Linked DNA regions of Homo sapiens: region 2 is linked to region 1. A link is a loop called in an ENCODE intact Hi-C map of the cell type or tissue named here. Cell type or tissue: Calu3. All regions are shown on one strand. Links, peaks and the distances in the headings refer to the core of each region. The heading gives the core; the rest is flanking DNA. Region 1 overlaps FBXL13 (F-box and leucine rich repeat protein 13). Region 2 overlaps FBXL13 (F-box and leucine rich repeat protein 13).

The links. Hi-C counts contacts between places; a loop is a spot of excess contacts. Peaks named below come from ENCODE experiments on the same cell type or tissue, not always from the same donor. Only the 100,000 strongest peaks of a DNase experiment are listed, where the experiment ranks them.
Region 2: a loop joins it to region 1, with 6 times the contacts of the local background. A loop is called at or near these places in 5 of 110 quality-filtered maps.

What each region holds. Positions count from the first base shown.
Region 1 is chr7:102,866,852-102,881,879 of GRCh38, reverse strand. FBXL13 (F-box and leucine rich repeat protein 13) reads left to right here. Exons shown (of 21, transcript NM_001394494.2): 16 at 3,430-3,549; 17 at 4,287-4,413. Among named protein-coding and RNA genes, the nearest start is that of LRRC17, 39 kb to the left of the region's middle. RefSeq lists an enhancer at 5,125-6,324. In Calu3, for the core only: no CTCF peak of the experiment used is centred there; DNase peaks (open chromatin) are centred at 5,849, 7,589 and 9,339.
Region 2 is chr7:103,058,059-103,074,247 of GRCh38, reverse strand. All of the region lies in intron 1 of FBXL13 (F-box and leucine rich repeat protein 13), which reads left to right. Among named protein-coding and RNA genes, the nearest start is that of FBXL13, 8.6 kb to the left of the region's middle. RefSeq lists a silencer at 8,252-8,546. In Calu3, for the core only: a CTCF peak has its summit at 8,373 (motif pointing right); DNase peaks (open chromatin) are centred at 8,387 and 12,157.

The DNA of each region.
Region 1 (15,028 bases), core at 2,791-10,790:
ACCTGGATTAGGAAATGAGGGCTCCAGCCAAGGGCCAGTGAAGAATTAAAGCCTCCCGCCAACAGCCATGTGAGTGAGCCTGGAAGCAGACCCTACAGCCCCAGTCAAACCTTCAGATGACTGAAGCTCCAGCTGGCATCTTGACTACACACTCATGAGAGACCCTGAGCTAGAACCACTCTAGTTCACTTCTAAATCCCTGAGGTCCAGAAACTGGGAGATAATAAATGTTTGCCATTTAAGCCACAAAGTTTGGATCAATTTGTTACATAGTAATGATAACAGTGAGACACCCACCCCCCCCACACACACACACACTACATACACAAGTGTGTATCAACTAATTCTATCTGTATGAATATGTGAAATAAAACTGAATTTCATTCTTGCATTTCGTGCAGGCTTCTGCGGGTTAATTATTCTTTTTTTTTTTTTTTTTTTTTGAGATGGAGTCTCACTCTGTCACCCAGGCTGGAGTGCAGTGGTGCAATCTTGGCTCACTGCAACCTCTGCCTGTTGGGTTCAAATGATTCTCCTGCCCCAGCCTCCCAAGTAGACAGGCACCCACCATCATCCCTGGCTAATTTTTGTATTTTTGTAGAGATAGGGTCTCACCATGTTGGCCAGGCTGGTCTTGAACTCCTGACCTCAGGTGACCCACCTGCCTCGGCCTCCCAAAGTGCTGGGATTACAGGCGTGAGCCACTGCGCCTTGCCTAATTAATCTTAAATGGAAGTTTTCTGCCTCCAGAAGTAGAGGTGACAAGACACTTCAAAGGGCTCTGCCAAAAATATTCAGATCCGTGATTAAATATATTTTCAATATACTGCTGAGCTCACAAAGAGTAAGAGAAATATCCAGTAGCCTTGAATCCCCTCATTCTTTTCTACTCTCTCAATGAACAAATTCCTTGAGATGAATAGTGAATAGCCAGCAAACACAAAAGGTTGAGCAGCTCTGAGCACAAATTTTATGACAACAATTGCCTTTGAGAGAATCAGCTCTGAGCAAGACTCAAAGTAGGGAGGCAGAACCTGAGACTTCTGTAGGGTTTGTACCTCTTTAAGGGGGCAGAGTGGTCTCAGGTAGGTAGTTCCTGAGCTCCTGGAAGAAGTTAGCACAAAGCTTCTCAGGCTAGAGATTAAGATCAAATAAATAGGTGCTCAAAGTCAAAGATTGTCAAAATGCACAAAGATATAAGTCACCATGAGAAAGAGTCACAGAAACAGCAAGATACATTTGACCTTCAGGTAATTCAGATACAGGAATTGTCAGACATGGATTGTTAAGTAAACATGTATGAAATGTTTGAAGAAATAAAAAATGGGATCAGAAATATGAGCAGACAACCAAACATAATAAAACAATTAGATTTATCTGGGAAAAAAACCTAACTTTTAGAAACAAATGATGTAATATAGTTATTGAAATAAACAATGGAATGCTGATCAGCAGATTAGAACTCACAGAGGAGAGAAGTATAGAGCTGGGAGATCATTCTGAAGAAATGACAACAGAGGGAGGATGAAAAAGTATAACATATAGGGTAAAAAGATTAAGCTTAATTTCAGAGTTTTAAGATTTTAATATGTACATATAAGAGTTAAACCTAAAATAGTAAGTTGGGTAGTTAAAGAATTTTTGTTTTTCTCAAACACACATCAATCCTTTAAAAAATCATGCATGGACAAAATTTAAAAGCAAGTTCCAGCAACTTTCAAACTATTTTTATCAACAAATGGTATTCTCTCTCTACAAAGCAATGGGAATCAGCAACAAAAAGATAAATTAAAAATACATATTTAAAAGAATTTAAAAGTAAAAATCCTAAGGTGTCAGAATCACCTGAGGAGCTGAATAAAACTATAGATGCCCGTCGGGCGTGGTGGCTCACGCCTGTAATCCCAGCACTTTGGGAGGCCCAGGTGGGCGGATCACGAGGTCAGGAGATCGAGACCATCCTGGCTAACATGGTGAAACCCCGTCTCTACTAAAAATACACAGAATTAGCCAGGCATGGTGGCAGTCGCCTGTAGTCCTAGCTACTCGGGAGGCTGAGGCAGGAGAATGGTGTGAACCCAGGAGGCAGAGCTTGTAGTGAGCTGAGATCGTGCCACTGCACTCCAGCCTGGGCGACAGAGAGAGACTTGGTCTCAAAAACAAACAAACAAACATACAAAAAAAACTATAGATGCCCAAGCCCCACTTCAGAGCTATTGAGTCTGAATCTTTAGGGATGAAACCCCAGCTTGTGTATTAAAAAACAAACAAACAAACAAAAAAACAGCATGGATACTTTTGATATCCAGGTTTGGCCCTAAATGTATTAACCAATTAATTTGGATCATTACCTCAATAATCTTTTCCATTCACTTTTAATCCTTTCTTGACTATAATATGAATTTCTACACACACACACACACACACACACACACACACATCCTTAACTGCTTTCCTAGGTGCTGGCACACTCCCCCTCTTATAGGTGGAAGGTTGATGGGCACACAGGCATCGCATCCACCTACTATGGCTCATTCAGCTGAAACAGGATATCTTTTGCCTTAACTGCTCAGTTCTTTGCAAATCTGAACAAACGGAGGGTGTAAACGGATGTCAGCAATCAGTATGTTTTGCTCCCAGTGTTCTTCCCATCTGTACGCCCACCTGTAGAGCTGTTGTGAAACTGCCTCTTAGGATTGCAATGGTGGAAACTCCTGTCCTGCTTTATTTGCTGAAATGCTTCTTAGAAGGATCTGGTGGTTCTCAATTGGAATTAGAAATGAAGATCCCAATGGAAGACAGGGAACTGATGGGCCAAACAGACATCCAGCCATTTATAAAGCAAGATCAACATGGTAGGGTTATGGCACTGACACACAGAAGAAGTTTCTGATTAGGATAGTTTGGGAAGGCTGAGGTCAAGGTCTTCTTCCAGCATCAGGTTTTCTCTGATTCAGAAGGAAAGAAGCCAAAGGGCTCATATTGGGTTTCCTATCCAGCAAATTGACCTTGTATTTAGTGAAAATTCCTCCAAAATCATGGCAGTAGTTTGACTCTTAGTCTTGGTTCTCACTCTCCTAAGTTTTGATCTTTTTCTTTTGCAGGAAATGGTATCAGGGACTACTTAACTTGATCACTTTTTAACCCAAGAGAAAAAGACCTTGAGGGCCATCTGTCTTATTAAAAATTATGAACAAAGGAACAGAAATAACATTTTAATTAATACTTCTCCCATTCCTCTCATTTATACATTTTATTACATTAAAATCTATATAATCAAATTTGGTTTTAAAATATTGACAAAATACCAGTATATAGATATTACCTTGCTATTTTAGAAATATATTGGGTATGGTAGCTATTACTTTAATACTATTCTATATGTTTATATATAGAATCACATGTAAAATTTTTCTCTCTTTCCTACAGAATTGGTGATATGGGACTAAAGCAATTTCTTGATGGTCCTGCAAGCATGAGGATAAGAGAGCTAAATTTAAGCAACTGTGTGCGGCTAAGTGATGCCTCTGTTATGAAACTATCTGAGCGGTATGATAAAACAGTCTTTTACATCATATCATTAGTATTGTATATTTGATAATAGGAGACATGAGACACCTAAAAGCAAAGATTTCATGACATTTGGGGGAACATCAGAGATGCCCAGAAGCTGGTTAAATGTTCAGTGAAACCATGTGAAAGACATTGAAGTCATAGATTGGACCAATTTTTAAATTATATTATTATATTTAAATTACATCTGAGGGAGTCGTTCCTGAAATGATGAATATCTAGATATGGGTGGCTTCCCTGTACTTTTTCAAGGAGATTTTCTCTAATCTCCCTTTTCCAGGAGATTATCTTTACTCCAGCATTTCCCAAGGGGTGTTCTGGCTGGTTTATTCTTGACTCCCCTCTTGTCAGAGGTCTTGTACAATTCCTGTAGCAAACTTGTAAGGGATAAGTAGGGTTCTTAACTTGCACTTTTAGTGGTCATTCACTATGGTACTTACATGATAGTTTTTGATATGTGACATATTTTTTCCTTATTAGAAATTGTAATACGAAACTAAATTACAGAAAGAAAGTCATATAATAATCTACTGCCCTTTCATGCAACTTTGTAATGTCAAATTACTTTCTACTTTTAGTCTTACTTTTATGTTGAGTAAAGGAAAATCTTTGCTTCAATACCATTTGTTTTCCCAAGATAGTTTTTATATGAAGAAATTGCTTACTGACAATATGATTGACAGCTAAAATTAATCCATGCTACTTTCTTTTAGCTGCCCTAATTTAAACTACTTGAGTTTACGAAATTGTGAACATTTGACTGCCCAAGGAATTGGATATATTGTAAACATCTTTTCCTTGGTATCAATAGATCTCTCTGGAACAGACATCTCTAATGAGGTAAAAAAATTCAAAACAGTACAATGACTTTTATTGTTTTCTATAATACAATTATTTGCTATTTTGTAAATAATGGAGAGAACAATAATATGTTTTATTTGTTATTCTATTATAAAAGTTAAGTTTAGGGATATTGTTTCTAGAAGGGTGATAGAAAAGTTTCTTTGAATCAACAGTCATGTTTCTCTGTTTAAAAAATAGCAAAATACAGTATTTTGGGGAAAGTCATGACAGATAAGAGTATGTCATGATAATTTGAGATTTGTTTCATTACAGAAGTTTGGTCAGTATGGAGATAATATATGTTAGATGGCTTAACTATATTTTTCTTACGGATTGCACATTTTATGAGACTACCCGAATGCCTTGAGATCTAAGTCTTTAGTTCAAGACTAAACTCTAGAAATGGCCTCAACAAATCTACAAAAGGATATGGAATTCATTTCCTGCAAGCTGCTGATTGTATTCATCAGGGTTGAGACTCAGGCCACATCCATCTTATCCCTCTGGGACTGCCCCATTTACTAATCAAAAGGAGGATAACCCTGAGAGATTTGCCATGTTTCTGAAAGAACTATGGGCTATAGTTATACAAGGAATATATGGACTTCTCTTGAAAATCATGCATTTGGAGGGATATAGGAAGACAATATCTTATATCCTATATCCTTCCTATATAGGAGGGATATAGGAAGATATAGGGAGGTAAGGATCCCTCCTCCATCTGCTTGCTAAATCCCTATTCATCCCTGAAATATCAACTGTCTATGAGGGCCTTCTCTGAGAAGCCCTACCTTGCAGGCAAGCACTGGAATTTCTCTGCTTGCATCTCCAGCCCCAGTGTATCCTTTAACATGAACCGTTTCTATTTCTCACTGCATTGCAGACATCTGTTATGTGTTTATCCTTCGTCAACATTCGGTGGGGTCTTTTAAATGAAGGACTAGATCTGTTCATTGGTCTAGGTTCTTTCCTTTCTTTATCTATGAATGAACTTGGATTCAGCCTCCTTTCTGCTAGATGACCTCCTCTTCCCTTCCATATCGTCCATGAGTGATGTGAGATTGTGGGTAGGAAGCAGTACCATGGAGTCAACTCATTATGGCAGGGTCAGTGTCTGGTCTTCTCAATGTTGTCTTCTGTCCAAGCTGGAATTCACTGAGATGTACGAGGGCCCATTTGGTGTTTAGTTTCCCGTCCAGGTGGATCCCTGATGTCTCTTCCTTGTTCCAACTCCAAGGCCCCTTCAAGTCTTCAGGTTTCCCTGTCGTGTCTGCCTTGCTCTGGGCTCCTCTGGGTCTTCCTGGGTCATGGAGATCCTGTGAGGCTGTCTTAGGTCCACAGTCCTAGACACCTGCTGGAGACATTTTCTTGCTCCCACATCATGAATGTGTTTGCCCTCAAACTCATGACTCACCCTCCCCTTGCTCTGCTACAGGGTGACTCACACAAGTCAACTAGATTCCATGTTAGGGTTGGTGCTTGTGAGACATTTCTGAGTGATTACAGGGCCAGTAGAAGGGACATTCCAGGGTTTTCCTCTACCTTTCTTTGCATCATCATCATCAGCTGCATTTCCTTAGTGTTCTACTCCCCTCTGAACCACAGGCCTGCTGTGGTTCCAGCTTCCCTGAATGAAGTCGGCCTCTGGGCTTCAATAACATCATATCTTCCCATTGTCCTTCCAGCATAGGGACAGTAGTGGCTTCCTACTGCTGCTAAGCTCTAGATTTTGTCACTGTCCCATTTGGCTTCTCAGTTTCTCTACCACCTATGTAGCCATTCCCCCATTAAAATTAAATCTCCTCAGTTTTGCATGCTCAGGGTTGTTTCTGCTTTTCCCGTTGACTCTTAACTGATACAATGACGAGCACAGGAACACTCTGTCTTATTGCTTTTATGAACCCTACTGGGAAAGGTGGAATGGGTTCCCATCTACTTAGGCCCCCAAGCCTACCCGGGGGTTCCAACTTTCTCTCTAGCTGGATAGAAAGTGAGAAGGTCTAGAACAGACCCCCCATATGATGAATTTCTCAGCATTTGCTTCCCTCTGGCTCTCCCCTCCCCTCCTCTTTTCCCCTGTCCTCTCCTTTCCTCCTCTCCCTTCTCATCTTCTTCCCCTCCACCTCTTCTCTCCCCTTTTCTCATATTTGCTCCTTTCCTTTTGACATAGATTCTTTTCCTAATCTGGGGGTGGAAAAAATGTTCCAACTGATTACATGGTTTTGAAAAATGTTATGCCCCAAGTCTTTCAGGGCTTGGGCTTTTGAAGCTTAAAGGCCCAGGATTTTTATCCTGTGTTCTTTTGTAAGAACCTTTTCCTGACACATAGGAGCAGAATCGCCAGCTGTTGTCTGAAGGGTCACAGAGTGACAAGAAGTAGAGAATCAAAGCACATTATAAAACACATCAAAATATAATTCCCCCACAGCACTTACCACAAGGCTGAAGTGCCTGGGGGAATATTTGTTGACTGAATGGAGTAAAGGTTAAAATGCTTTATTTAGTTTTTAGCATTTGAGGAAAGCTCAGGTTTTATTTTTAAAGACTGTATATTAAAATTTTATCTACAGAGGACAAGTTAAAAACTTAGGAATATAGGCCAGGCACGATGGCTCATGCCTGTAATCCCAGCACTTTGGGAGACTGAGGCAGGCGGGTCACTTGAGCCCAAGAATTTGAGACCAGCCTGGGTAACATGATGAAACCCCATCTCTACAAAACATACAAAAATTAGCCGGGTGTGGTGATGTGCACCTATAGACCCAGCTACTCAGGAGGCTGACAGGTGGGAGTATGGCTTGAGCCCAGAAGGTTGAGGCTGCAGTGAGCTGTGATTGTACCACTGTACTCCAGCCTGGGAAACCTGGGCAACAGAGTAAGATCCTGTCTCAAGAAAACAAAAAACAAAAAACTTAGGAGTATGGCCTCGAGTTCTAGTCTCTGTTTTTATTTTCTTCTGAAGCATATATGTAATTTAAGAGAATTGTAAATGGATATCTATGGGGAAGTATACTAATTGTTTTCTGCTAAAAGATTGAAAAAAATAAGTCTTCTGTTGTTTTCTTCCTCCAAGTCAGTTAAACTCTGAACTAAAAGGCAAATGATTGACAATTACAGTGCTACAACAGCTGAGGAAGCTAACCTCAAACAGTGAAGTTAAAATGAGTCAGCCCGGATGTCAACTTGGGCAGCTAAACACCAGCCTGATTGATTATAGGTCTGAGTAAGTGCAAATTTGACTACAGACGTAACATTCAGGATTTAAACTCTGGAATGTTACAGATACCCACCAAAGATCAAATGTGACCAGTTGTGCCATTTGGGAGAAAATTTCCCATGTTTTCTAATAATTATGTTCATTCTCAATTCTTAATGGTGAATTTTCAGTTAGAATCACACTACACATTTAGTTAACAAGTATTTACTCTGACTACATTGTGCTCAGTGCTGAGAATACTGGAATGAACAAAACAGACATGATTCCTCTTCCTAGTACTTACATTCTAGTGGGAAGACAGGAGTAGGGCAAGTGGTTACAAAGTATGATGAGTGTGAAAAACAGAGAGGGGAAAGCTAACCTAGCTCAGAGATTCTTTTCCCAGAGAAGAAAGGTGTTCTGTGAGCCAAAGAAGCAGCCTGCACAAAGGCATGGAGGTTTAAAAGTGTGAGATATCAAGAAACCTACACATTTGGGTATGGCTTATTGGCGAGAAGTATGGTGAGAGATGATGTTTGAGAGGTAGACAGGGGTCAGGTCACTGAGGGCCCAGAGGCCACATTAAGGAATTTGAACTCTGCTCTTTGGACCGTGGAAGGACATTCAGTATTGTCAGTTAGAACAGTAACATGGTCAGATTTATATTCCGAAAAGCTCACTTCTATCTGCTAGACAGATATGGGAATCACAGATGCATAGTGACCAATTATCAAGTAGTCATCCAGGTGAAAAGTTATGAACGCCTGTGTTAGGGAGAGGGCAGTAAGCATGTAGCAAAGTCAGCACAGTTGGGAGACACTGAGGAAGAAGAAACAATGAGATAGAGCTCAACTGAATGTGAGGATAAGGAAGAGAGGGAGTGAATCAAGGATGGCACCAGATTTTTGGCTTGAGCATCTGCATAAAGGATGGTGTGCCTTCCTGAGCTGTGTCCCTTACACAGTCAGGGAGCAGGTTTGCTGCAGGTTGGGAAAACGAACATGTTTAGTTTGATTCACTTGCAAGACAGCTTTATAGAGATGTTGCTCAGGAAACTAATTGAAATTCACACCTCAAAAGTAGAAGAGCTCTTTGGGGTTGGAGAGGCTAAAGGGACACTGTGTTCTGAAAAATCATGAAAACTCATGAAGAAGTTGATCAGCAAAGGCAAAAATCCAGACATTTAGAAATCCAGAAAGATGTTTATTGGAGAGAGCTAACTTAAATGGGGGAAGCAAAGAGGAGAACACAGTTATTTCAAGATTTGTGTTTCTTATAATAATCTTACTCTCCTCAGTTATTCCTTTTGTGGAAAATAGTGAATCATTTATTGTATCATCCATGAATAAAAGTTGTTTAGGAAGTTACCTACCAAGTACATATTAGGGAAAGAGGAAATATGTCAATTTGCCTCTTCTAATATAAACAGGATAGGGTTTCTAAGTGGGAGAAATAGCTTACTAATGTGATAATATCTTAAGGTATCTTTAGAAATCTTTAATCTTCTACAGCTTTTCAAAATGTTCACTTAAATGGGCTATTATTCATTCCCTTCCTGCTCCAGAGGATTATTTGAATGTGAGGTTATATCTCCATGTATGTGGGAAAATATTTCCTGCTAGTTAATTGGATTATCATTTGCTAAAGACCACAGGATCCATGGTGAGGGCAGTTCAGTCTGTTACTTAAGTTGCCTTAGTCACCGCCATATTTGTTGTTTAAAGGAAAAGTGAGTCACGGCAGTGTCCCAGACAGTGTGCTTAGACAGTGGTTTAAAAAGACTCTTTCATTTGCTTGATTTTCAGAATTTTTTATTATGAGTACAAGATCTTGAGCGCCTGTTATGTAGGTCCTGGAGTCCCCTCACTAGAATATCAGATCCATGAAGACTGAAACGTTGTTTTCCCAGAACCCTGGGAAGTAGTAGGCACTAGATTAATTGCTCATTGAATGAAGGAAAAAAATGCTAGGCTCTAGGATTAACAAATGTGAGTAAGACCTATTTTCTGCAGCCCAATTTGGAAGGGTGGGTGTGGGGAATTTAGATGTGATGGGGCAGGCATAGTGATAGAGGTGAGGAGAGGAAAGGATCTCTTAATTCAGCCTGCCCAACACAGAAGCATGTGAATGTATCCTTGTTCAAGGAACTTGATGTAGCTTAGTCCTGCTAGAATACACTATATAAAAAAGATATCATGGAGGGAATGTCATACTGTGTCAAGGAGATTGGACTTGAACCAATGGGTGATGTGTAGGGGAGTCATAGTCATAGTCAGCCTTCCATTTTAGGTAGATTATTTGAGTTGTTCTCTGGGGGACAGACTGAAAAGGAGAAGGACTGGGGGCAGGGAGGGAAATAGGAGGTATTTTAGTAGTTAAAGGAAGAGATGAGGAGTTCTTGAACTAGGTCAGAGGCTAGAACAAGCATGGAAAGGACATATTAAAGAATGTTTAGTAGCTAAAACCGAAAGAACTTGGTGATTGATTATTGTGGAAAATGGGGACCTCGGTGGAGGGATGGGAGGATAAGAATTGACTTAAAAGTTCTGGCTTTGGAATAAAAAAATTAAAAATTGGCCAGGTGTGGTGGCTTACGCCTGTAATCCTAGCATTTTGGGAGGCTGAGGTGGGCAGATCACTTGAGCTCAGGAGTTCAAGAGCAGCTTGGCCAACGTGACACAACCCCATCTCTACAAAAATACAGAAAAAAAAAATTTAGCCAGGCATGGTGGCATGCGCATGTAGTCCCAGCTACCTGGGGGGCTGAGGTGGGAGGATCACTTGAGCCCGGGAGGTCAAGCCTGCAGTGAGCCGAGATTGTACCACTGCACTCCAGCCTGGGTGACAAAGTGAGACCCTGTCTTAAAAAAAAAAAATTAAAATTTTTTTTTTAAAATCTGGCTTTGGGAGGATGGAGGTCCCACCTCTAAAAAGATAGGTAATATAGGAGAAATAACAGGTTTTGAGAGAAAGATGGTTTTCGTTTTATCAGATTGAGTTAGAATCTGTGGGATATTCAGGCCAAAGGATTGGGAGAGAAATGATTACCGGACCTGCAGATGGGGGAGTCATTCTCATGGAGGTGTGAATGTGGCCAAGATCCTCAAGGAGGGCATAGGGGCATGAGGAGAAATGTACTCCCAGGAAGAACATAGCAGAACATCAGTGTTTAAGGAGTGGAAAGAAGAAGATGAATCCATGAAGGAGACTAAAGAAAGAAGGTCAAAAAGATTGTAAGAGAACCAGGTGATGTAGTCAAGTGTGGAGTGTAATGGGAATAACAACAGTGTCTAATAAAACTGAGAAATTAAATCACAGAAAGATGAGAATTAAAGAAAGAAAAATTTTTTTAGAGAAAGGGTCTCACTCTGTCCCCCAAGCTAGAATGCAGTGGCACCATCAAAACTTACTGCAGCCTCGACCTCCTGGGCTGAAGCAATACTCCTGCTTCAGCCTCCTGAGTAGCTGGGACTATAGGCAAGTGCCACTACACCCAGCTATGACCAAAATTTGAAAGAACATTTACTGTTAATTAAAGAAACCCCTGTCTACCACTCCAGGACCACCTCATGCCCCTGCTCTGCTCATTTCCTTTCCCTCAGCCACACTGCTTTCACTTAGCTCTGCAAACAAGCCAAATCCCTTCCTACCTCAGGACCTTTCTGTATGTTACACCTCCTGCCTGGGTCTGCGACTCCTTCCGTTCTTCATGTGCCTGGGTAGGGGCAGATGCTGAGCAAGTAATCACTGATGATAATGACAAAAAAGCATCTTGACATAAGTTAATAGTGCCAATTTTTATATTTATGACATTATTTTTTCTATTATAAATATTGATCATGTTGTCCATAATTATCAGAAAATCACACTTCTCAATCTAGATCATTTCAAGGCAATATCAATGGGTTTGTATTATGGATTCATTCTTTCTTTAAGAAAACATAAATCATATGGTGATGGTTAATGTCTCTAGATTTTTAAAAAATAAGTGTTGTTGAGTTCCTAATGTGCTGTATATTATCTCTGCCACATTACAGCATAGTTCCCTAGAGCAGTGTTACCTATTACTATTATCACAGTAATAATGGGTCTTAAATTACTGATAGCATACAGATTATTTTCAAATTGAATTGCAAAAAGAAGAACTCTAATTGAATATTGGCATGCCGTTTCCATGTTAGTTTTAATTGTATGTGTTATAAGGCTATCTAGTTTCAGGTATTTCTAGCCAAAAAATCTACTACTAAATACTATACTAGAATAGAAAGAAGCCAATGTGAGAACTTTAATAGTCATTGATAGAGTCTAATCATCTCTTATAACTGCCCATCTGCCTCCTCTCCATCCCCACTGCCCCTGGCTTAGTTCAAGCACTGTTTCTCGTACTCACCTTTGCTGCAGTGTTCTGAGTCTGTCTATAAAAAACAGACACACAGACCAGTGGAACAGAATAGAGAAACCAGAAATAAGCCCACACATTTATAGCGAGCTGATTTTTGAAAAAGGCACCAAGAACACACATTGGGGAAAGAACATTCTCTTCAATAAATGGTGCTGGGAAACCTGGATAGCTACATGCAGAAGAATGGAACTAGATTCCTATCTCTCACCATATACAAAAATCAACTCAAAATGGATTAAGGACTTAAATGTAAGAGCCAGAAATATGAAACTATTTGAATAAAGAATAGACGAAACACTTTAGGACATTGGTTTGGGCAAAGATTTTTTTGGATGGTACCTCGAAAACACAGGCAACAAAAGAAAAAAAATGCACGAATGGTATTACATCAACCTAAAAAGCTTCTGTACAGCAAAGGAAACAGCAGAGTGAAGAGACCACCTATGGAATGGGAGAAAATATTTACAAACTATGCTTACGTGACAAGGGTTCAATATCCAGAGTATACAAGGAACTCAAACAACTCAATAGCAGAAAAACAAATAATCAGATGGGCAAAAGACCTGAATAGATATTTCTCAAAAGAAGACATACATGTATACGGCCAACAAGTACATGAAGAAATACTCAACATCATTAACACCAGGGAACTGCAAATCAAAACTGCAATGAGCTATTGCCTCACGCCAGTTAGAATGGCTATTATCAAAAAGCAAAAAGTAACAAATGCAGGCGAGGATGTGCAGAAAGGGGAACTCTTATAGACTGTTGATGGAAATTACAATTAGTACAGCCATTATGGAAAACATTAGCGAGGTTCCTCAAAAAATTAATAATAGAACTATCATATGTTCTGGCAATCCCACTACTTGGTATATATCCAAAGGAAATGAAATCAAGCCAGGCACAGAGGTTCATGCCTGCAATCCCAGCACTTTGGGAGGCCAAGGCAGGCGGATCACTTGAGGCCAGGAGTTCAAGGCCAGCCTGGCCAACATGGCGAAACCTCGTCTCTACTAAAAATACAAAAATTAGCTGGACATGGTGGTGCACACCTGTGATCCCAGCTACTTGGGAGGCTGAAGCATGAGAACTGCCTGAACCCAGGAGGCAGAGGTTGCAGTGAGCCCAGATAGTGCCACTGCACTCCAACCTGAGTGACAGAGTGAGACTATCTCAAAAACAAAACAAAACAAAACAAAACAAAAAAACCACAAAGGAAATGAAATCAGTATGTCAAAGAGATATCTGTACTCCCGTGTGCACTGCAGCCAATATATACAATCAACCTAAGTGTCCATCAATGGATGAATGGATTTAAAAATGTGATATATATATATGCACAATAGAATACTATTCAGCCCAAAAAAGAGTGAAATCTTTTCATTTGTGACAACATGGATGAACCTAAAGGACATTGTGTTAAGTCAAATAATCCAAGCACAGAAAGACAAATATCTCATGATCTCACTCATATGCGGAATCTGAAAAAAGGGGATCTCATAGAAGTAGAGAGGAGAATAATGGCTACCAGAGGCTGGGGAGGGAGTGGTGAGGGGAGATGAGGAGAGGTTGGTCAATAGGTACAAAGTTACAGTGAGATAGGAGGAATAAGTTCTAGTGTTCTATTGCACAGCAGGGTGACTATAGTTAACAATAATGTATTATTGTATATTTCAAAGTAGCTAGAAGAAAGGATTCTAAATGTGCTCACCACAAAGAAATGATCAATGAGGTGATAGATATGCTAATTACTCTGATTTGATCATTACACAATGTCTACATGTGTTGAAACATCACACTGTATCCCATAAATAAGCACAATTACTTTGTGTCAGTAAAAAACAAAACTTAAAAAATATCTGGCCGGGCACGGTGGCTCACGCCTGTAATCCCAGCACTTTGGGAGGCCGAGGTGGGCAGATCATGAGATCAGGAGATCGAGACCATCCTGGCTAACACGGTGAAACCCCGTCTCTACCAAAAATACAAAAAAAATTAGCCAGGCATGGTGGCAGGCACCTGTAGTCCCAGCTACAGGAGGCTGAGGCAGGAGAATGGCATGAACCCGGGAGGCGGAGCTTGCAGTGAGCCAAGATTGCGCCACTGCACTCCAGCCTGGGCGACACAGCAAGACTCTGTCTCAAAAAAAAAAAAAAAAAAAAAAAAATATATATATATATATATATATATATATGTCTAAGTCTATCACTCCCTGGCTCAGAGTTCCTTGGGGACTCCACACTGCTTACAGTATCAATGGGCTGGTGGACCAAGCTCTTCCTGAGGCGGCCCTTGGCCACCCCTGCAGCCCTGCTTCCAGCTGACTCCCGCCTCTCATCCTCAGCTCCAGACACACAGAACTGACTCTCCTACAGCTCCTCAAACATGCTGTGTTCTTGTTTCCCCATCTCTACAAGTTATTCCCTCTGTCTGAAACACCTTCTCCACTACTTGTCCACCTAGTAAATTCTTCTTTTTTTTTGTTTGTTTGTTTGGGTTTTTTTGGATACAGAGTCTTTCTGTGTCACTTAGTCCAGAGTGCAGTGGCATCATCATAGCTCACTGCAGCCTCAACTTTCTGGGCTCAAGTGATCCTCCTGCCTCAGCCTCCCAAGTAGCTGGGACTACAGGCACATACCATCATGACTGGCTGATTTTTCAAATTTTCTTTTGTAGAGATGGGGTCTTGCTATGTTCCCTGGGCTGGGCTGAAACTCCTGGGCTCAAGTGATCCTCTTGCCTTGGCCTTCCAAAGTGTTGAGATGTTAGGCGTCAGCTGTCATGCCTGGCCTTGCTTATCTCTTAAGTTTCAGCTGTGGGGAAGCTTTCCTAGAATTTCTGGGCAGGCTTAGGATCTCCTTCTTTGTATTTCCACTGCACTTTGTATATGTCTCTACTGAAGCAATCAGCTTGTTATATTCTAGTGTCTGTTCCATGCCTGTCTCCCTATAGCACTGTAAGCTTCCCAAGAGCAGAGACAGGACCATCCCATCTTTGGGATGCCTAGCAAG
Region 2 (16,189 bases), core at 4,161-12,160, 190 kb before region 1:
AGGTGAGCCTGAGGTTTCCATGGAGCCGTGAGGGCAGAAAATAGATGGAGGTTAGCGGAGGGAAGAGTGGAAGCTGAGACCTTTGGTCAGTGTAGTCAGCCCTTTGTGAAGGTAAGGACCCTCTCAACCAGGATTGCCTTTAGACAACAGGAAGGACTGCCCTCCTACTGCCGTTATAAGAGTAGGGAAGGAAGACAGGAAGGGGATAGACATTAGGTTTTGTAGGTTTGGGGGTAGGAAGCTGAGAACATTTGCCTTTGTTGACCTCTTTTTTTCTCTACAAATAGTTGGTGAGATATTTACCAAGAATGTGCGTGTTTGAGTGGGGATGGGGATGTTGGTGCAGTAGGAGGTTCGAGCAAAGATACGTTATGTGGAGAATGAGGGAGAGAGATGTCTAGGGAAAGAAAGAGGAGGTCCTACCTGAGGGTAGTAACGCTCCTAGGCGGTTGGGAGGGCAATTTGGTAGAGACCCCCCACCCGTCTCTTTTTTGGATGGTAATTGAGAAATATTTATTAAGATGTTAAATACATGTACCCTTTAACCAAGCATTTCTACTTCTAGGGATCTACTTTAGAGAAATACTTGCACATGTGTTCAGGAGGATGTACAAGGATATTCATTATAACTTTGTTTCATAGTAAAAATAGTAAATGACCTAGAGTGACTAAGCGAATGAGGCATTATGTAGAATAAAGTATATCTGTACCTACTAAGAAGAAATGTCCTCCAAGACATATTATTATTATCATCATTATTATTGAGACACGGGGTGTTGGTCTGCCACCCAGGCTAGGGTGTAGTGGCTCCATCCTAGCTCACTGCAGCCTCAAACTCCTGGGCTCAATTGATCCTCCCACCTCATCCTCCCAAGTAGCTAGGACTACAGGCATACACCACATGGCTGGCTCCCAACACATATTATTAAGTAAAAAAGAAAAAGTGCAAGTTGCTTAGCAACTGTCCATTCTGCTCTAGCTGTCCATTTGATTTCATATATGTTGTATATGTGTTTATGTACATATATGTGTATATATCTAGCTTTAAGACAATAGTGCATGCATAGAACCTATGCCAAACTGTTAATAACAGATGTCTTGTGGAATGGTTTTGGGGGAAAAGATGGAGAATTCTAACTTTTTACTCTGTCCATAGCTGTATTGTTTTAATTTATTACAGTGAGTTTTGTGTTGTACCTCTATACAATTGTGCTTGAAAATATGTAGGGAGAATGGTACCCATCTTCCCGGTTGTGTGATTTTCTCAAGTAGCAGTCAGTAAATCAGATGTAGGTACAGAGATAACCAAGTTGACTTCGTCTGGGATAGGAATTTGCCAGGCATATATTAATAGAATGGAAAGGCAGTAGGTTAGGGAGCTAAGCTCCTGAGTATCTGAAGTGATGGGCCAAGGACTCTAAGGACTCAGTGGGAAATGAGAAAAGGATATCATACTGATACATGGACAGAAAGTGAAGACTCCTCTAAGAGGTGAGTGAAGAGAAGTAGAGGGAGTAATTAAGTGAGGGAGCTGGAAACACAGGAGGTGGGGGTCAGAAAGTGGAACGTTTATATTTACAATTCAGGGTGCAGCCATTCTGAGTGATGGCTCAGTCTGTGATATGGCGGTGGAGCAGGTGGCAGAAATGGACTTGAGTTGAGAGTCAGGGTACATCAAGGAAGGGATGGCCTCTTCTCATCTAGGCCGCCAGTTACTATAACATCACAAAGCTGCAATGAGGCAGTCCCCAGTTCCCCCTCTGGGTGAAAGCATTCCTTCCTTACCAGCTTACTGCATTGTTCTGCACCCATAGAGGAGGCCCTTATATGCATTCTCCATTGTCTAAGATCATGTTCTCCTGAGGAGTCCTTCACTCACCTCTGCTAGCACACTAGCAGGAAGTGCAAAGGAGCAATCCTCTGGGCCCCACACACCCACCTTAAACTCATTACCCATTTCTTCTAAGAGAATATCAAGATGAATTCCATTCTGCCTCATATCCTGTCTGTACATTTATTTATCTGACTCAATTTCCCAGATGGGTTTTATACTTTTTTTTTTTTTGAGACAGAGTCTAGCTCTGTCGCCCAGTCTAGAGTGCAGTGGTGCCATCTCAGCTCACTGCAACATCCGCCTCCTGGGTTCAAGCGATTCTCCTGCCTCAGCCTCCCAAATAGCTGGGACTACAGGCACCTGCCACCATGCTCAGCTAATTTTTGTATTTTTAGTCGAGACAGGGTTTCACCATGTTGGTCAGGCCGGTCTCGAACTCCTAACCTCAGGTGATCCACCCGCCTCAGCCTCCCAAAGTGCTGAGATTACAGGCATGACCCACCACAGCATGACCCACCATGTCTGGCAGGTTTTATACTTTTCTAAAACCCATCTTCTGCAAGCCTTGGAATACATAAATAACCTTTCATTAAAGTTTTCCCTGTATATTTAACCTCTTCTGAATTTCATCTACCTGTCCTAAATAAAACCTGATTTTCTACCTACAATATCATTTTCCTGCAAATCTCTTGAATAGAGACTGATTTTTTTAAAAATCAGGCCTGGCTTGGTGGTTCATGCCTGTAATCCCAGCACTGTGAGAGCCCAAGGCAGGTGGATTGCTTGCCAGGAGTTCAAGACCAGCCTCGGTAACATAGTGAGACCCTGTGTGTACAAAAATTAAAAAAAAAAAAAAAAAAAAGCTAACTTGTCTTAGTGGCTCACACCTGTAGTCCCTGCTACTCATGAGGCTGAGAGGAGAGGATCACTTGAGCCCAGGAATTTGAGGCTGCAGTGAACTATGATTGCACCACTGAACTCCAGCCTGGGTGATGGAGCAAGACCCTATCTCTAAAAAAATAAAAAATTAAAAAACATTTTAAACAATCCTGCTTGGTCCCCTGGGCTTACTGAATCTGTTGATAGATATTTTTCATCCGTTTTAGAAAATTCTTGGTTCTTTTCAAATAGTACTTCTATTCAGTTCTCTCTTTTCCTTTTGGAACTCCAATCGTACATATGTTAGCTTTTTTTTTCTTTTTCTTTACCTTGTTCTACATGCCTCTTTTGATCTCTTCTGCTTTTTCCCCATTTTCTTCTTTTTGAGCTCAAGTTTGGATCTTTTTCATTGATGGTTTTCAAGTTTACTAATTTTGTTTTATGCTGTGTCCAGTCTACTCTTAAATACATCAAATGAAATCTTAATTTTAGACATGTTTTTCAGTTCTAGAATGACAATTTGATGTTTAAATAAATTCTGATTATTAGAATTATGCATCTTTTCATTCAGTTTGCCTTTTTCTGTTTTCTTTATTTGTTCTCTCCAAATCTGTTAAAATTTGATCCCCAGTGTTGGAGGTGGGGCCCAGTGGGAGGTATTTGAGTCATGTGGGCAGATCCCTCAAGAATGGCTTTGTGCCCTCCCCTGTGATAATTAGTGAGTTCTCCCTCTATTAGTTCACCCAAGAGCTGGTTGTTTAGAAGAGCCTCCCTCTAGCTGTTTCTCTTACTCCTTCTCTTCCCATGTTACATGCTGGCTCCCTTTGCCTTCTGCAGTGAGTAAAAGCTTCCTGAGGCCTTCGCCAGAAGCCGAGCAGATGCTGGCACCATGCTTCTTGTACACCCTGCAGAACCCTGAGCCGCATACAACTCTTTTCTTTATAAATTACCTGGCCTCAGGTATTTCTTTATAGCCGTGCAAAATGGATCAACACACATGTTGATGGTTGTTATTTTAAAATTATTGTTTGTTGCTTATGCCTGTAATTCTAGCACTTTGGGAGGCCGAGGTGGGTGGATCACTTGAGGCCAGGAGTTCGAGACCAGCTGAAACCCTGTCTCTACTAAAAATACAAAAATTTGCCAGGTGTGGTGCACGCCTGTAATTCCAGCTATTTGGGAGGCTGAGGCATGAGAATCGCTTGAACCCAGGAGGCAGAGGTTGCAGTGAGCTGAGATCACACCATTACACTCCAGCCTGGGTGATGGAGTGAGACTGTGTCTCTAAAAAAATAAATAAATAAAATAAATACATAAAATTAAATCATTGTTTGTTAACTTGAATATCCAGATCATTTGTGGGTCTGCTTCTATTGCTTATTTTCTTCTGTTGATAATTCAAGACATTTTCCTGCCTTCATACATACCTAGTAATTTCTTTTTTTTTTTTTTTTTTGAGACAGAGTCTTGCACTGTCGCCCAGGCTGGAGTGCAGTGGCGGGATCTCGGCTCACTGCAAGCTCCGCCTCCTGGCTTCACGCCATTCTCCTGCCTCAGCCTCCCGAGTAGCTGGGACTACAGGCGCCTGCCACCATGCCCGGCTAATTTTTTTGTATTTTTAGTAGAGACGGGGTTTCACCGTGTTAGCCAGGATGGTCTCGATCTCCTGACCTCATGATCCACCTGCCTCGGCCTCCCAAAGTGCTGGGATTACAGGCGTGGGCCACCGCGCCCAGCCCATACCTAGTAATTTCTTATTTTTATTGGACATTGTGTGAGAAAAGAACAATAGAAGTTCCAGATGATATACTCTTTCGCCAGCAAAGGTTCGTCCTTTCCTCTGTATAGGGTACAGAGCTCATGACCTCAGTCCAGGAAGGGACTGATCTGTGTTGAGCTTGGACTGTGGATTTATTTGGGTTCGGTTTACATCTGGTTCATCCCTATTCCTCAGGCATAGCTCTTCTGGGCTTTTGATTGAGAAGCTAGCCAGTCTCTGTCTCCTCAGACTGAAAGATTGTGAGAGATTTGGTTCTGCTCTTCGGAGGTATTTAAGCTTAGCTCTTTAGTTTCCCTTCTAGGCCCTCAACTTTTATATATGTATATATATTCCCCAATTTAAAACTTTTAAAAGTAAACTTTAATATCAAAAATGCAAACTTGGGGAGGGCATAAAAATCACACACAAGGCTGCCACTTCACACTTCGAGGGTTGCACAACGGCCGGGCAAAGGCGCTCCTCACTTTCCAGATGGGGCGGCAACCAGGTAGAGGCGCTCCTCACTTCCCAGAAGGTGCAGCGGCTGGGCAGAGGCGCTCCTCTCTTCCCAGACTGTGGGGCAGCCAGGGAGAGGTGCGCCTTACTTCCCAGACAGTGGGGCGGCAGGGCAGAGGGCCTCCTCACTTCCCAGAGGGGGCGACAGCCAGGCAGAGGTGCTCCTCACTTCCCAGGTGGTGGGGCGGCCGGGCAGAGGTGCTCCTCACTTCCCAGACGGTGGGGCGGCCGGGCAGAGGCGCTCCTCACTTCCCAGATGGTGGGGCGGCTGGGCAGAGGTGCTCCTTACTTCCCAGATGGCGTGGTGGCCGTGGGCCCTCAACTTTAAAATCTGGCAAGTACATTGAAGGTTATGCTGGCTGTATGTTTGAGGCAGGCTTCCTCTTCCTTCCCTGAGATTATGAAAGACTCACTCTGCCTTGTAGGAGTTGATGTTCTAGCTCCTCAGCCTCCTGTGTGAACACTCCCAGAACTCACTGCCTTATGGGAGACAGTGGCCACACTTGGGGCACCTCAAGTTTCTAACCTGTCATGTTACCCCCGTGCCACCACCATAAGCCTATTGGTTTCTCTTCCCATTTGTAGACTTTCTCTGCCTGGGCCCAGCCCTGTCCTCTTTCCTACCCAGAGCTGGCACACGTTCCCAGGGAAAAAAAGCAGCTGTGCATTGTCAGCTCACTTCAGAAAAATTTCCTTCCCCTGGAATTCCATGGCTCGCCAATATCTTTTTTAAATGTGATTTTTGTAATGTGTCTGTTTTTTTCTAGTTGTTGTAGCAGGGTCATTGGACCATGGTGACTTTCCACATCCTACTCAGATATGAAATCCTAGGGAGACTGTCTTGTTTCACTCCTCAGTTTACCTCAGATCTAGAGATAGGTTAGGTGTCTTCCTTGGCTCCCCATTTCCACTTCCAAACTATGTATCTTCCCTCCTTTTTCTAAAGTCTCAGCTTCTTTGTAGTTCATAACATCAGATTTAGCACTCACTGTCTTCATTATGTACCAATCTCTATGTTTTGTTGGTAGCATTAGCATCTGGCTCACCATCTTCCTTTTTCTCTACTCCTGTCATTGTTCTTGTGCCCGCAGTATTCACAGGGATGTTCCGTTCACATCCTTGACCTTTCTTCCAGTTATCTTTGCTTTCACCGTTCCTCAGTCATGTCCTTCTATGGTCATACTCTTAACCATTTTATCCTAAATTGCTGTACCATCTCTGAAATCTCCATTTCTTCATCCACTTATCTCTTAATTTCTTAGCTCACTCACATTGGAGCTTCTACACTAGCACTTCTTCAACTGACTCAAACCACCATTTCATTCAATTATCTTTGCACTGTCAAATATTACTCTTATGTCCTTATTTCTCTCTTTACCCATCTTAGATTCCTTGGTTCATCATTATTGTGGATGTCTATTACCTAAATGTCTTTACAACATTTAGTGATTTAAAATAACAGTATTCATTTTATTATTGCCTCTCACAGTTATGGGAGTTGACAGAATATTATTGCTTGAGATCCCTCATGCACTTACATGTCAGAGTGGCTGAGGTTAAAATCATCTTGAAGGCTTCCTTACCTACATGCCTGGCAGTTGATGCTGGCTGTCGATGAGGACCTCTCCTGAGACTGACAGGTAGAACATCTATGTGTAACATCTCCATGTAGCTTGAGCTTCCTCACAGCGTGGAGGCTGGGTCCCAAAACAGGTGTCCAAGAGACAGAGCCAAGTAAAATCTCCTTTTATAACCTAGCCCCAGAAGTTACTCAACATCACTTTCACTGTATTCTCTTCATTACAAGTGGATTATTAAGACTAATCCATATTCAAGAGGAGAGGAATTAAACCCCACCTCTTTATGTAAGAAATATCATTTGCAGACATGCTTTTAAAATGCCACCACACCATCATTATGATCACTTTCAAATACGATTATCTCCTTTACCTGTTTCTCCCTCTGTCCTATTGATGTGACAAACACCCATCCCTGGTAAAACTCAAATATCCAGCAGTCCGTGCTTACCCCTGAGCAACTGAACATTATTTAAAGGAAGAACACACAATTAAACTGAATTGTGTCACTTTAAATTCAATCCTCAGTTGTCAAATGGGCTCTCAATATCCATAGTCCTACATTTCCTAGTATTTTCAGTTTCTGACAATTCCATTACACCCACAGTGAAAGAGTAGACAAAAAAAAAAAAATTCTTGGGAGGCCGAGGCGGGCAGATCACCTGAGGTTTGGAGTTCAAGACCAGCCTGACCAACATGGAGAAAGATCACTAAAAATACAAAATTAGCTGGGCGTGGTGGCGCATGCCTTTAATCCCAGCTACTCGAGTGGCTGAGGCAGGGGAGTCTCTTGAACCCAGGAGGCGAAGGTTGCGGTGAGCTGCGATCACGCCATTGCACTCCAGCCTGGGCAATGAGAGCGAAACTCCATCTCAAAAAAAAAAAAAAAAATCCTCACAAAATTCTTCCACTGAATATTAAAAAATCAATTGCATTTCAATTCACTAGAACCAAAGTTTTAAACAGTAGCTTTTAAAAATTACATTCATAGGCTGGGCGCAGTGGCTCACGCCTGTAATCCCAGCGCTTTGGGAGGCTGAGGCGGGTGGATCATGAGGTCAGGAGCTTGACACCATCCTGGCTAACAAGGTAAAACCTCGTCTCTACTAAAAATACAAAAAAAATTAGCTGGGCGTGATGGCGGGCGCCTGTAGTCCCAGCTGCTCAGGAGGCTGAGGCAGGAGAATGGTGTGAACCCGGGAGGCAGAGCTTGCAGTGAGCCGAGATCGCACCGCTACATTCCAGCCTGGGCAACAGAGTAAGACTCTGTCTCAAAAAAAAAAAAAGAAATTACATTCATAATAGCCACAAAAAATATAAGGTTTCTTAGGACAAGATGTGAAAGACCTGTTTGGAGGAATTTGTAAAATTTTATTGAAAGATGTTTAAGGTGACCTAAAGAAATGAAGTACTCTGCTGTGTTTATGAATGGGAAAATAACAACATGTAATGTCTTCCCAGAAAATGTATAAATTCAATGCAATTTTAGTTAAAGTCTAAAATTTTTTTCCCCATAAAACTAGACAGCTGATTATAATACTGCAGAAATATTGAGGAGGAGAAAAGTAGCCCTTGACACCTAGAAGCTGGACTGGTGTCATGATCTAGACCTTGGCATTGCTTTGGGCTAGCATGTTGTTAAGCCTTGTCAGTGCTGGAGGGACCCTGGAGGGAGAGGGACTTCAGTTCCTGGTTCCTGTGTGCTTCCTCACTTCTTGTTCACATGACACAGCTTCCAGGAGCATGTGTGTGGTGCACCCAGTGGTGCCCACTCTTCAGCAAGTTTTGCTCACCAGCCTCAGCCCATTGGCACCCCAGCAGGGGGCGTCTGCTCACTAGTGTGAGCTGGTGGGGTCCTGTTCACCAAGCCTTGGACCATCATGGCTGAGAACTATCTCTGTCTCAGGGCAACCTAATGGACTTCCCCACTATACCTCAGCCACACTCCACATTCTCTGAATCTCAGCCTTGGGGAGGTGGCTGCCCTCCTTCCAAGGTTATTTCATCTTTGGGTACTCTGTCTGAGCCACAGGGTGTCCTTTAGTGTTCTCTTTTGCTCTTAGTAGTTACTCTCTTTTTACTAGTTAGTAATTCTTTGAATTGCATTCTTTATTAGAATCTCTTTATGAGATAGAATAAATTGTTCTTTATTCAAAACACGGGTGTGATTTCTGTCTCTTGACTGGACTCTGAGTGATACAGGAGGATTAACTGGAGAGGGACATGAGAACTTTCCGGAGAGTTGGAAAGAAACCACACCCGGGGTGTGGGTATTTTCATTATCAAAATTATACTAATAAGATTTATGCATTTGAAATAATATAAATTTTACCTTAAATTATAATTGAGAATAGGTAGAAATGGGTAGATATATAGATGATACAAAAATCACAGAATAATTATTGTTGAAACTGGGTGATAGGTACATAAGTGTTCCCTATACTACTGTTTCTAAATGTTTGAAATTTAAAAATCTAAAATGAAAGATAGTTATGGCTAGGCTTTTTTTTTCAGAATGTATGTTGCTAGGGATGGATGGAATGACAGATTTGATTTGGCTGTGTAGTCATTTTCTGTTTGTTTGGTGTGTCAATTATCTATTGCCATGTGACATGCAACCAGTTAAAGCACTTGGTGGCTTACAACAACAGGAATCACTTAGTTTGCTTAAAAATTTGAAATTTTGGCAAGGTTTTGCAGGGGGTGGAAGATCCACTTTTAAGATGATATCTTCTTTTGCATGCCTAGCAAGTTGGTGCTGGCTGTTGGCTGGGAGTTCAGCCAGGTCTGTGAACCAGTAGGCTTGGTTCCTCTTCATCTGGACCTGCCCATGGGCTGCTTAGACTTCCTCACAGTATGGTAGCTGATTTCTAAGACCAAACCTCCCCAGAGAGAACCAGGTAGAAGTTATACCATTATTTATGATCTAGATTTGGAAGTCAACATTATTTTCACTTAGATTCAAGGGGAGGGAACATGGAACCCATTTCATGATGGGAGGTATAACAAAGGCACATTGCAAAAAGAACATGGAGGATGGGAGATACTGTTATGGCCATTGTGGAAAATATAATCTGCCATACTTGGCTTGTTCATATAAGGGGAGTCAGATCAAGTTGGATCTCAAAGCAGTCTCTAAAAAGATATAGATCACAACAGCATCACTCAGTAAGTGGATCTCAATTACTGTAATTACCCCCTTTTCTTCTTCCTTTCCCATGTTCTCCAGGAGCAGATGTCTACTGGGCATTTACAAGTTGCCTACGTAGCATCTACTTCCCTCTTCCTAATATTTCCTACATTCTTATTCTATACGCTGTCTCTTCCCTCACCTAGCCCATTTGCTTCAAGAAAACTGTCTATCCCCATCTCTGGGGTTGGACCCCAACTGGCTTGCAACAACCGGTGCATTCAGTTTCCCTGGCCATAATGTTTGTAACGACAGGGAGGCAGAAGGTATAGGGTCATGGGGGAGGGCAATATGTAATCCAAGCTGATTTAGATCAGGATGCTGGTTGGATATACCCTCTCTGGATGTTGATGGGGAAGCACTTAGTCCTGGGAACATTGGCAATTACCTGTGTGGCCACAAGGAGAGAGAATTTTAGCATGAAGTGGATTCCACAAAAGGCCAGTTGGGGAAATGGAAAGAAACCAGGCCCTAGTGACATCAGTAAGCCACTGGGTTAAACCCACACTGAAGCTTCATCTACCTTTGAATTTCTTGTAGGAGCTAATAGAGTACGTATTAAGTTGAGTTTGTTACTTGAAACCTAAAGCATCTGAAGCAAGATGAGGGGATTATTTCTTATTTGTAAGACCTTCCTAGGCCCCACATGATGGCTCATGACTGTAATTCCAGCACTTTGGCAGTGTGAGGCAGGAGGATTCCTTGAGGCCAGGAGTTTGAAACTAGCCTGGGCAACATAGTGAGAGACTGTCTCTACAGAAAAAAAAAAAAAAAAAAAAAGCCTAAGTTTGATTCTAGGCTTCACCAATTGTTAACTGGGTGACTGAGAAAATTTCCAAATCTCTCTGCTTCAGTTTTCTTTATAGTAAGATTCCAGATGGATGTGATAGAGGGCTTTATTTTCTAGAGTGGGAGGAAGAGCCATTGTGAAAGAGAAAAGTAGAAAAAGAAAATAGCAAACTGTGTCCTCAGGCAGATCAGTTTAAGTAAAGAATACAGTAATCCCTCAGTATCCATGGGGGATTGGTTCCAAGACCTTCCTTGGAGACTGATGTTGGCTGATAAAAAGTGGCATAGCATTTGTATATAACCTATACACATCCTCTTCTATACTTTAAATCATCTTTAGATTACTTATATCTAATACAATGTAAATGCTATGTAAGTAGATGGTATACTGTTTCATTTAGGGAATAATGACAAGAGGAAACATTCTGTATGTGTTTAGTGCAGATAAAACTTTTTTTCAAATATTTTTGATCTGTGGTTGATTGAATCTATGGATGCAGGACCCATGGATATAGAAGGCCAACCTGCATAGGAAAGGTGAAGATCTGAAAGTGGACTCCGTTATACTATTCTTGCCCATGTAATCCTTCAAAAGTCTTTGTGGGCTCTTGGAGATTCACATGTCCAACTTAAAGACTACTGGATTCTATGTTCAATTCAAGTTAAACAAGTAACTTAATTTTTTGAACAGATGAGGCTCTTGACACCAGCCAGTCTTTTCTCCTGGGGAACAGCAAGAGTGGTCAGCTGAGGGGGATACACTAGGACATTCTATCAGCAAATATTTGCTGGGTCTCTACCACGTGCTAGTTGAAAACACCTCAATGGCTTCAACCACTTGGAGCTGTAACTCTGAGGCTGTCCCTAGCCTGAGCTTGTCTCCTGAGCTCTCTGAGCATTTATCCATTTGGGATGAGATTATACATTGATAATACCTTTTGGGAAAACAGTTTTGAGATATGTATGAAGATCTGTAATATATACCTTTTGATTCTATATTTTCATAGAAATCTATCTTGGAGAAATAGAGATGAAGATATTTACATTTCATCATTAAGATTCAGGAAAAATATATTTTAGAAATTCAGAGGTTTTTTTTTTTTTAAGTCACCTGAAGATAGGTAGAAATTGTAGGAAAACTAAGTATTGCCTTGCGATCCCTCACTCTCCTTGTATTCTTCATTTCTGTCTCTCAGAACTCTGAGATACTCTTTCCACCACTGTGGGAATTAGCTTAATGTGCCCTCTATTTTTGGATATACTCCTTCCCAAAGGCATTTGTGTTTTGAAAGAGATTATTAAGATAGGAACTCATATAATAAAGCCTTATTGGTAGACCTTCAGACAGTGGGTCATCCAGAAATAACATAGAAACCCTAGTTTCTCCCTCAATTTTCTACTAGGTAGAAGTCAGTACATTGTTTACAGACAAACAAGGACTGCCCCACAGGGACCAAAGATGAGCTAGATATTATGGTCTACAAAAACATTAAGCAGATACACCTAGTGATTGTATCTGAGAGGAAGAAAGTACTCTTCAAATGGTGAGCTCCAATTTCAGTTTAGCATTTAGGGAAGATGAAAAGAGTTTGCAAAACCAGATCTGCTCAGCAGAGGGAGTACTTAATCTACAAATTATGGTTTTAAAGCAAAGGTTTGTTTTTTTTTTTTTTTTTTTGGTAATTATGATTTTTCTGAGAAGTTTTTATGTTTTATGTTTCTTTCAAGATTAAGTTGCCAATCAGGTTTTTTTTTTTTTTTTTTTTGAGACGCAGTCTTGCTCTGTTGCCCAGGCTGGAGTGCAGTGGCGCGATCTCAGCTCACTGCAAGCTCCGCCTCCTGAATTCCTGCCATTCTCCTGCCTCAGCCTCCTGAGTAGCTGGGACTACCGGCGCCTGCCACCATGCTTGGCTAATTTTTTGTATTTTTAGTAGAGACGGGGTTTCACCGTGTTAGCCAGGACAGTCTCAATCTCCTGACTTCGTGATCTGCCTGTCTTGGCCTCCCAGGTGTTGGGATTACAGGCGTGAGCCACCGTGCTGGGCCAGGTATTTTTTTTTAAGAGACTAATTGCTGCACGTATTTGTCAGAGATGCAAGAATCAGAAATTGCTGATTCTTGAGCAAGGGACTGCCCTGCCCATTTAGGAGAGGAGGAGCTGGATACACTAACTCATTTTGCTGGACCTTGGGCAGGAAGGCTGTGGCTTCTCCAGAGGACAGTTACCTTTGCTGAATTCCCTCAGCCCAGCCAGGCAGTTTACACGTGTAGTTCCTGAGGTAAATCCACAGGACACTAAACAAAGAAAAGCACATGATTTATTAATTTTCCAATAACAATTTTCTTAGAGGGGATGAGACGGCTGGGACTGCTTCCCCTCTGGGACAGGCCCAGTCCGGCAGGTATCAGAGTCCTTTGTCTCACTCTTACCTCATAGAGCCTGCTGCTCCTCACCTGTCCTGTCCAGTCTGCTTTAAAAACCTTCAAGTCTAACAAAAAACAAAAAAGAAAAAAACAAAAAAAAAAAACCCTTCAAGTCTGGTCCTGAGGGGCATCTTCCTCTTCCTGGGGTCTCATCTGAATGTTGAAGCTAGTTGGCCTCTTTCAGTAATCTTCCGGAATATTCATTTATAGAGTTTCTAAAATAAAATTTTGACACCATCTATTTCAATGTTAAAAAGACATAAAAGCCCCTTTATTTTCAAAATTGTGACTTACTAACTTCCATAAATACAAATTAAGATATCTCCCAAAACAACAGCGTGCTACCTCCATCTCCGTCCCACAGGGGGATGGCAATCATTTGTGAGATACTGCTTTAGATATGTTTCAGAGGTTGGGGTAGGGGATAGGGAAATGGAAGGGACTTTGAACAATGTTTTTCTGTTTCTTCACCTGCTGAGGGTTCCCCAAGTATTTGATAATCACTTTTATCTCTGCACTTTTGGAGTAATTATTTTTTATATTATAATATTACTATTTCAGCCCTCAGCGTATTTCACTATGTTTATCTGAGTATCTAAAAAGCTAAGCAAGACTTGTTCTCTTAAGTGTCTTACATTTGTTTTTGTGTGTCCACCAAGGGTTATAATAGTTACTATCTTGCTATTTATATTTGAACTATTGGTCTATTCAGTTCTCTCCTAGCCATTTTCCCCTAAATGCTTTTGTCCTAACATCTTCTATTAGGTGTGGTTTAAGTCAGAGTCAGTCTCTGTCTTTCTCTCTCAGTCATCACACTGGACTTTGAGTGGTACAAGGGAATATTTTCAATTTATTTTCTCTATGTCCAAGTGTTTTCCTCTAATTAAGGTGATAATTAACAGTGGAATGGTTAAAAATAGTGATGGACCAGGCACAGTGGCTCATGCCTGTAATCCCAGCACTTTGGGAGGCTGAGAGGAAGGACGATCACTTAAGGCCAGGAGTTCAGGACTAGCCTGGGCAACAGAGTGAGACTCCATTTCAACAACAAAATTAAGTGAGTTTGGGGGCTCATGCCTGTAGTCCTAGCTCCTTGGGAGGCTGAGGTGGGAGGATTGCCTGAGCTCAAGAGCTTGAGGTTACACTGGGTTGATTGTGCTACTGCACTCCAGCCTGGGTTACAGAGCAAGACCTTGTCTCAAAAAAAAAAAAAAGTATATATATATATATATATATATATATATATATATATATATATAAAATATCTTGCTATCATTATCTGTTGAATGCCTATTTTGTGCTAGACACTATTCAAAGCAGTTTTTAATTTTCATGATAGCCCTATAGCGTATGAACCTTTATTATCCCCCTTTTTTAAGGAAACGGAAACAGACGTAATTTGTCAATGGTTGCATGGTAGAAGATTGCAGATCCCAGATTTAAACCAAGTGGACTCCACCCTTTGCATTATCTTGCTCTTTGAAAGATAGGTAGCAGGAGAAAGGAGTGGAAGCAACAGTCCTGGTTAAACCCATGTTTGTCCTCAGGACCCAGAACATCCTTCAGAATAGATGAGAAATATTGGGAACTGAGTGTAGGGAAGTAGAGCCAAAAGAAACTGAGGATTACGTAATTGCTTTGTGAATTTACAAGCTTGAGAGAGCTAATCCAATAATTAACTCATGGACTTTTTTGTCCTTGATTGTGTAAGTTTTTACTGAGAATATTATTAATAATAAGGCCCTGATTAATGTTTTTGAGAGTCAAACGTTAATCTTATGGGAATGTTTATTTTGCTTCTGCTTACAATAAAGACTAAGTTAATGGTTTTGTGATTTTTATTTTCATTGGGCAGGGAAAAAGCTATTGATTCATTAACTGCTGTCTTATTGGCATGTAGCTATGCGCTGTTCACTCATTAATACAAAAAATATCATGCTGTGCTATTTTGTCCAAGGGAAAAAGACAAACAGTGAGATTTCTTTCTTTATTATTATTTTTTGAGACAAGGTCTTTCTCTGCCACCCAGGCTGCAGTAGAGTGTTGTGATAATAACTCACTGCAGCCTTGAACTCCTGGGCTTAAGCAATCCTCCCACCTCCCACCTCCCACCTAGCAAGTAGCTAGGGCTACAGGCACACGCCACCATGCTCAGCTAATTTTTAAAACAATTTTTGTATTTTTTAGAGATGGGGTCTCACTGTATTGCCCCGGGTAGTCCTGAACTCCTGTCTTCAAGCAAACCTCCCACCTTGGTCTCATAAAGTGGTGGGATTATAGGCATGAACCACCACACCTGGCCAACAGTGAGATTTCCTATGTGAAAAGTGTGCATTTCAACTCTGCTAGTTCCATATGCCTTTATTAGCATTTCAGAGACTTATCCTCTCAACCTGACTTCTGCAGGATAGCTTTTCAGGAAAAGTAGTTTATTATAAGTGGAGCTTGGAAATATATATATAATCAATTTCTCACATACATTAACCAGATCTCAACTTTCTTAAAAATGTACCATAAAGCTGAACTTCATTTAGGCACTCATTCTCAGACATCAGTATGCATAGGAATCACCTGGGGAGCTTAGTAAAATGCAGGTTTCTAGGCCCTATTCTCAGAGACAAATTCATTCTCCAGGTGATTCTGATATAGATGTCCTCAGGGTGCCAGAATAAGATGGAGAAAAGGATGTAGAGTGAGGAATACAAAAACTCAGTACTCTGGAGACCCAGGCACAGAAGTGCTAGAGAGCAGATGGGCTTTTCACCAAGGATATTGAGGGAGCTGTGGGAAGTCTGATTGGCCTCCAGATAATAGATGGCTTCAGCCCTTTTTGTTAGGTCCCTGTAGGACCCACTCTTGCTGGCTCTTTAGGTAATAGATGACTGTCCAAATTCAGGTTGCAACTGTGGTGAGACCACTAATCTCCTGTGCAACTATAGTCTCTTGGTTTGGGGGAAAAGGAAGTCAGTCTGCAGGTGGCTGAGCACTTGTAAGCAGTTACTATGGGCTTGGTCTGAAGGCAGAGCTGGAGAGGGAGAGGGATCTAAATCTTACCTTTCTGCCATTCTCTAAAGGACTGAGCTTCCTGCTTGAAGGCTGTACACTAAGAAGAGGAGCATGGAGCCATTGCAAAGGGGGAGATTGTTATTATGCAGGGTCCAATTAGGAGAAATTACCCTTTTTAGTTTTGGAGGAACAGTATGAGAATTGCTGAGAGTCTA